Regions from separate parts of the Homo sapiens genome. Here regions 1 and 2 are each linked to region 3. A link is a loop called in an ENCODE intact Hi-C map of the cell type or tissue named here. Cell type or tissue: heart right ventricle. All regions are shown on one strand.

The links. Peaks named below come from ENCODE experiments on the same cell type or tissue, not always from the same donor. Only the 100,000 strongest peaks of a DNase experiment are listed, where the experiment ranks them.
Region 1: it touches region 3 in a loop (3-fold over the local background); 88 of 110 quality-filtered maps call a loop at or near these places.
Region 2: a loop joins it to region 3, with 5 times the contacts of the local background. A loop is called at or near these places in 90 of 110 quality-filtered maps.

What each region holds. Positions count from the first base shown.
Region 1 is chr4:52,014,353-52,016,852 of GRCh38, reverse strand. The region is part of intron 2 of LRRC66 (leucine rich repeat containing 66); the gene reads left to right. Among named protein-coding and RNA genes, the nearest start is that of LRRC66, 4.8 kb to the left of the region's middle. In heart right ventricle, a CTCF peak has its summit at 1,267; no DNase peak of the experiment used is centred here.
Region 2 is chr4:52,024,810-52,027,309 of GRCh38, reverse strand. All of the region lies in intron 5 of SGCB (sarcoglycan beta), which reads left to right. Among named protein-coding and RNA genes, the nearest start is that of LRRC66, 5.7 kb to the right of the region's middle. In heart right ventricle, CTCF peaks have their summits at 902 and 1,104 (motif pointing right); no DNase peak of the experiment used is centred here.
Region 3 is chr4:51,894,635-51,897,134 of GRCh38, reverse strand. All of the region lies in intron 7 of DCUN1D4 (defective in cullin neddylation 1 domain containing 4), which reads right to left. Among named protein-coding and RNA genes, the nearest start is that of DCUN1D4, 53 kb to the right of the region's middle. In heart right ventricle, CTCF peaks have their summits at 935 and 1,141 (motif pointing left); a DNase peak (open chromatin) is centred at 1,124; H3K27ac peaks cover 413 bases.

The DNA.
Region 1 (2,500 bases), 120 kb before region 3:
AATAATGAGTGATTGTAAGTTACCTACTTTAATTATCATGTATTAGTTAATATAGAAAAGCACTGAGCAATAACTAGTTCAAATACATTTAATATGTAATACAATTCAAATTAAATGTTGCCATATTATAATATTTTTCTTCTTTGAGTACATTTTGCCTCAGTCTATCTAGTTGTCCTCCAAACTTACAGCAGAAGTATCCTAATATTATATATTGGTATGTAAACCTTCTGATTATCAAGTCAAAATCAGAATTCCTTATCCTAGTTTCTAACAGGGTACTCCAGATAGCCTCCAATTATCATAAATTCTCATCTGACATTCAATAGTCTATATGTTGGAGTTCCTTAACGGATACACCAATGTTTTCTTTGGAAAATATATCAAGTTCATAAAGCAAAACTTCCTTTGCCCTTTTTATATTCCAGAGTGCTAGACAATTAATTTCCTTTCCTTGTTTGTTTTCAGGCTTGTTCACTCTTTGCTAAGCACCTCCTTTATATAAGACATTATTCAAAAAAATGTATAAGGTTATTGTTCTCTTTCTCCATTCCAAATTGTGCATATTTAGTTTTTCTTATTATCCAGTTCTGACATTTCATGTTTTTATCTTCATGCTCTTTCTCCAGCTTTGCTTTAAGCATCATTTTGGCAATAATAGCCTAGCAGGTATAGGAATTATTACAGTCACCATGTCAGCAGAATTGTTTGAGAAGGGTGGGCGTCTTATCTCCCTGACCTTCTCCATAAAAGTAGTATGTCATATTTTCAGTGTAAATGAATTGCATTTTATTTTATTTTTATTGTATTATTTTTATTACAAGAAGAATACCTGTTACTTATAGAACATTTAACAACTGAAGAAAAATTTAAAGGGAAAAATTAAAGTCATTCATGTTATATATGTTCTTCAAGTTTATTATTTATGCCTATTTGTACCTTTTTCTTTCAAAATTGGATCATACTGTCCATATTTCTAATTTGTATTTTCATATCATAGAATATTTTAATAACTTTATATAATTAAGCAATCTCACAAATATTTCAAATAGTTGGTTTTTATATATGCGTATATCATAATTGGTTTAATCAAGCACTAGGTTATTTCCAGGTTTTGTTTTTTGATGGACGTCATTATAGCTACATATATCCATATAATATAACAAAAATTTTTAACTGGTATGGTAGATGTGATCTCAATCCACAAACTCAAGTGTACTAGAGATATAACCTTCTGTTGTCTGTAGTAACATAATTTCCGATTCTGAGCCCCCATTAGGGGGAGTTGTAGGGATACTTAACATCAGTCTTTCATCAGCTTTCCTCTGCCTTTGCCTGGATTTGTACCCAGCTTGAGAATCGTATACTCTAACAAGGCATCAAATCGTATACTCTAACAAGGCATCGAATCGTATACTCTAACAAGGCATCGAGGGGTGAGCATTCCTTACCCCTGCTACCCAGATAATATTTCTTTTCAGCCTCTTCAGTTTGGAGAAAATTTCTTCTCCCTTTTTTTTTTCTTCAAAACCCTCTGTCTGGAAATCACTTTCTTCTAAAGGGTTAGGGTTTTGGAAAACAAAAGCCAGAAAGACTTGTAGACTCAGCTACTTTCTGCCTTGCCATATGCCTTCCCTGGGACAATGAACGTGGAGCCTACTTTCTGTGTGAATGGAGAGAAAGAGCAAGAGGAAAATATAGGGAAGTAAGAGATTAACATGTCAAAATATTACCCCACCACAAGAGTAAATAGGAAGTGCTGAGTTTCTCTCCTTAAGGCAGATGAATTCCCCTGAGCTAACTGGGGGTTAGGACTAATACAGTTCCACTTAAAGACCAAATATCCCTATAAATGCAGATACAGATCCATCTTCTTTTTTTGAGTTAAGCTTTTGCCTCCCAAAAGATCAAGAAAAATGTTCAACTTGAAGAGGAGGGGGAAAAAAGAAGGGAAGTGAGCAAATTCTGTATCTGAAATTCTATTAAAATTCTAGCAAATGAAGACATAGAGAGATGAATGAAAAGAGATAGACGGTGGAAGTTCAGTGTAAGGCATGAATCTGATTGGATATAATTCAGAGTCCTTTTATCCATAGTATTTTGTGATTTAAATTATTTTCCCATAATCATCATATTAGTTTTCACTAGGTTGAGTCTCCTCTAACAATTTTTCCTATTTTATGATTCTGTGACTATGGCTGAGTTGCTCTGACTTTGAAATCCCATTTTGAGGGGAACTGCTGGTGAGAGAGATGCTGCCTAGGGCATGCCCTATTTTTGGCCTATTTCTTTGTTCTTCAATTCTTCACTCTAAGTCTATTTATAGGTGACATCTGGATAATATAAGATTTACTCATTGGATCATTGTAAGGATAAAATGAAAAAATGTATCTCAAAGACCTAACTTAACATGGTATTTGGCATAATAAACTGTCACAATATAAATATATGAAAACTACTTCAGAATCTTGTCTGAAGATTTACCTTGCAAATACTAGTT
Region 2 (2,500 bases), 130 kb before region 3:
ATGGTATTTCATGTGCCATAAGTCCAAAAACTTTTTAATGTCTCACAATTCTGGTCAAAGTATACTTATTCAAAATGCCTTTGGGTACCTGCAATATGCTATTTAATTAAAGCGAATTAAATTTGTCTTACCAAGTATTACATGACAAAAGTGAACTTAAACGTAGGGACTTATCATTCTTTCTTATTAAAAAAAATTTCAATTTCATAGTTCCTGGGAAAAATACTTTTTAAAAGTAGTTGTTTTACTTTTATAAGCAGTTTTTCCCCCAGAACACATAATCCCATCTCTAAATAATAAAGATGGACATAAAATGTAATTCTTGCCAGAAACTCAGTTGCCTACAGAGTTAATTTGTATGTATATTGTGGTGTAAGAAGCCATTCTTCTAAGAACACTGTTGAAGAATAGCCACAGTACAACTGCTGTTCTCAGCAGTAGAAAGTCACAGAAGCAAGAGATTTGTTTAGAGACCATTAGCAACTTACCAAACCTTTTATTTTTTTCTACCTGCCACTTCTTGTCCCATTCTACCTTGTAGTTAATATGACAAATATTTAAATACTTTGAAATATACATATACACATATCAGTTTCTCTACTGTTAAAGGAAAATAACCTAGTATTAAAAAGATAATTAGCTTTATAACTTCGTTAATATCAGTGGTTAGTTCTAAAGTGTATAAGCCAATCATTAGAAATAATTTTATCAATTAAACTGCTTTTTTGAAAAAGCTGTTTAAGAAGCAATTTAGGCCGGGCGCGATGACTTACGCCTGTAATCTCAGCACTTTAGGAAGCCAAGGCGGGTGGATCACAAGGTCAGGAATTCGAGACCAGCCTGGCCAACATGGCGAAACCCCGTCTCTACTAAAAATACAAAAATTACCTGGGCGTGGTGGCGGGCGCCTGTAATCCCAGCTACCCGGGAGGCTGAGGCAGGAGAATCGCTTGAAACCAGGAGGCAGAGATTGCAGTGAACCCAGATCGCGCCACTGCACTCCAGCCTGGGAGACAGAGCAAAACTCCGTCTCAAAAAAAAAAAAAAAAAAAAAAAAAACCAACAACAAAAAACAATTTAAAGAAAGTAAAATTAAATGACCACAAGATGGCAGCATTGGAACAAATTGGAAAACTAGTCACTTAAGAATTACTGTCTATTCCATATACTACCACTGCATAATCAGTTAACCATCTCCATTATTTATAACCAATTTTCTCTCTTTGCTTTAAATACCCTCTGTAAGCCGATGCCTCCCAAATTTGGAATTGTGCTTTAACCTCTCCTCTGAACTAAGAGTTACATATCTAGCTGCCTGCTTAACATTATCCATTTTGATATCTGATAGGCATCTCACATTTAACAATTGAAAAGTTAGATTCTCCATCCCCACAAGCATGCATTTCTTTCAGTATTCTTGTACCATTAAATGACACCCATCAGTCCATAGCAAAGCCTTCTGGCTCTACCTTCAGAAGATACAGAGTCTTGCTGTTTCTCACCACCTCGGCCATCACCACCCTGATGTAAACTGCCATCATTCCCTGCCTGGATGGTTGGAACAGCCTCCTGGCTGATCTTCTTACTTCCAAGTATTCACTCCCATAGTCTGTTTTCTACCCAACAGCCAGAGTGGCCATTTTAAAAAGATCAAGTCATTTCTGTATTCAGAATCCTCCAAATGCTTCCCGTATAATTTGGAATAAAATCTAAAGTCTATTCCCTGCCTACATGTCTGATCCTCAGTTATTTCTTTGACTCATCTCCTACTGGTTGTTCCCTTCACCCTCCGTGCTTCTTCCACACTGGCCTCATAGCTGTCCCTGGAATCCAGGCACATCTTCACCTCGGGGCCTTTGCAGACACTGTTACCTCTGCTTTGAGTACCCTTCCCCAGTTACCTAGACAGCTTCCTCCCTCACTTCCTCTAGTTTCTGTTGGAATGTGTGACCTTATCAAACCACAGGTGGTCCTTCCTGAGCACCCTGTGTAAAACTCAGTCCCCATCTGCTCACTCTCTACTTATCCTGCTTTATTTCTCCTCATAGCATTTATCCCACCTGATGTCTTATGTGTTTTACTGTTCATTTTTTTTATTGTCTCCCCCTACCCCATTAAAACATCAACTCAATAAGAACTTGGGCTTTGCCTGTTTTACTTACTGCTGTATTCCCCAGCACCTAGAATAGTGTCTGGCATACAGCAGGCACTCAGTAATTATTTGTTGAGTGAATGAAAAGAAGAAAGGAGGAAAGGGAGAAAGCAAGAGAGTCCTAAGAGTCACTAAAAAGAAGGATTTTAAGGAACTACAATAAGAGAATGTTTCTGGAACAGTGGGCGTGAAGAACCTCCAGACTAGAGTGCCTGGTCTTCAAATTATATGGTTTGAATCTTCATTTGCAGTGTTGCAAAAACATTGGAAATTAAAATTAATTCCCTCTAGGAGGAAAAGTCTTTTTTTTTTTTTTTTTTTTTTTTTTTTGAGACAGTGTCTCGCTCA
Region 3 (2,500 bases):
TGACACATAAGCTAAGAGAGTTGAGAGATAAGCAGGAACTAGATATTTTGGAGAGGTGGGAAAGGCTCTCTGTCTATTAGGAACAGCATAGGCAAAGGCCCAGAAGCAGATGGGAGTATGGTAAGTCCAACAGACTTAAAAGACAGCCACTGTCGCTGGAGTGGATAGAGGAAGTGGGAAAGAGGTATAAGATGATGCTGAGAGGAACATGGGGTCAGTCTCATAAAAGGCTTTTGTAGTCCACAGTGAGGGTTTTTAAAATTACATCCTAGGAACAATGGAGGCCACCTGCCACTATGAGAAAGACCACGATCAGGGCTGCATCTTGACAAGCTCACTCTTGATCTCCATGGAGAAGGACTGGTGGGAAGGAAAAGAGATATTGAGAGCCAGTTAGAGATCTAGTGCCAGAATCCCAATGAGGGGGTCACAGGGACTAGAAAGATACACAAGAAAGCAGTAAACAGGAGTAAGTTTGGGAGGCAGGGCTGAATTCGCACTATAGGGTTAGATTTTCTACTGTAGGGTTAGATTTTTTTAATGGTGTGTATATAATAATATAATATTAATAATAATCGGAGAGGGTCAAAGAGGAGGGAAACTGGGTAACCCAAAAACATAAGGTCGAGGTCCCTGTTCTTCACCGGAAAGAGGGTCAAGGACCAAAGCCATAGATTTGACTGGTAGTTTAGTTTAGTCCTGTCTACGAAGAAGAAGAGCGGTTGTTTGTTTTAACAGATTCAAGAGCAGGAAGCACTCATTTAGATAACTACCCCATAGTTAAAAGAAAATAAAGTTAGCTGTAAACTCTAGGCAGAGCTATGAGAAGAAATGTGAAGTTCTGCAGCATGCCTGGGAGCAAGCCCAACATCCTGGCAAAAAGATGTCCCTATGTTTGAAAGATGCTCAGAGATCCTGTCTGAAATGCAGGAAATGAACAGTTCTTGTGCTTTAAACATAAAAAACACAAGTAATATTACTAACTCTGGTACCCATTAAAAACCTGGGGTTGGGAGCTAATGTTGCCAATACAGAGTTTAATCTGCTTTAAAGGGTGTCTTGAACACACAAAGCCCCTGGACTGGCCCCCAATAGTGAAACAGGCTGCTGAGTCACCCTGTCCAGAACCACAGGTTGCCATCTAGTGGCCACTCAACGTACACATCTTCAGAGGACTCTAGAGCCTGGCTTGGGACATGTAAGCCACCAATGTGACCTCAGAAAGCAGTCACATCTTCAACTCAAGTCTTCCCACATGTTTCTGTGTACCATGTATAAAAAAATGTGTAGAAGTCACAGTGACAGTGCCACGCTTCTAAGGAACACCATTTCCCAACACAAAAAAATGCACACAATGTAAGATAATTTCTTTTTGAGTTTGCTGCTCTAACAGATTTGTAAGGACAGAAATCAACACAGTAATCATCGAAGTTTATAAAATCAGAGGTAGCTTTCCCCTATTACCCAGGAAAAGGCCCCTGCCCCTTCACTTAGTATTTTTCCAGCCCATCATCAGTTTATTGCAGTTAATTAACAATTGTCACTGTTTTTTTTTTTTTTTTTTTTTTTTTTTTTAAGTTTAAGCACCACAATTAGCTTAATTCATCAGACCAAAACAGGAGCTGTGTCTTCTCTGGCAGGGGAATGATCTCAGGAGTGCAAGGATAGATGTTCCCTACCAGCTGCCGGCCTAAGTCCAAACTCTCATACCACCCACGTCCTGCCCCAGGCTCACAGGCCCTAGGGAAGCCAAGCACACAATTCCTCTGAGAGCCCAGGCATAAGCCATAAGCCATACTTCACCACCCTAGTTTAAGGATGCTACCAGAGACACCCAGGAAATGACAGAAATGATTAAAAACTCTGGTTTCACAGCCGATGGGCTTTCTGTTTCTATCACACTCCCATCATACAGTAACCTTTTTTTTTTTTTAACAGCATTTTAACCAAATATAATGAAGGGTCTGAATGTTTGTATCCCCCTGAAATTTGTAGGTTGAAATCCTCACCCCCAAGATGATGGTATCAAAAAGTGGTGCCTTTGTGAGATTATTAGGTCCTGGGGGCAGAATCCTCCTGAATGAGATTAGTTAAGAGACCCAAGGGCGCTTGTTTGCCCCTTCCAACATGGGAGGACCCAGTTAGAAGGCACCATCTATGAATCAAAAAGCAGGCTGTCACCAGACACCAAATCTACGGCATCTTGGTCTTGAACTTCTGGGCCTCCAGAGAAATAAAATTCTCTGGAATTTTATTTATAAGCCACCCAGTCTAAAACATTCTGTTATAGCTGCCTAAATGGCCTAAGACATATATGAATACATAAAAATATTTTGTTCTATACTTGTTAATTCTAGTTTGAGATCAAAATATTTCATTAGATAGGTTTAATAAAATTAAAATGAGCAAAAATAGAAAAGAAATCCAAAATAGAAGACAAAATAGTTTAAAGATCGACTACTTTCTGCCTTTAGAGCACATAAATGATTACTCTCTGGGT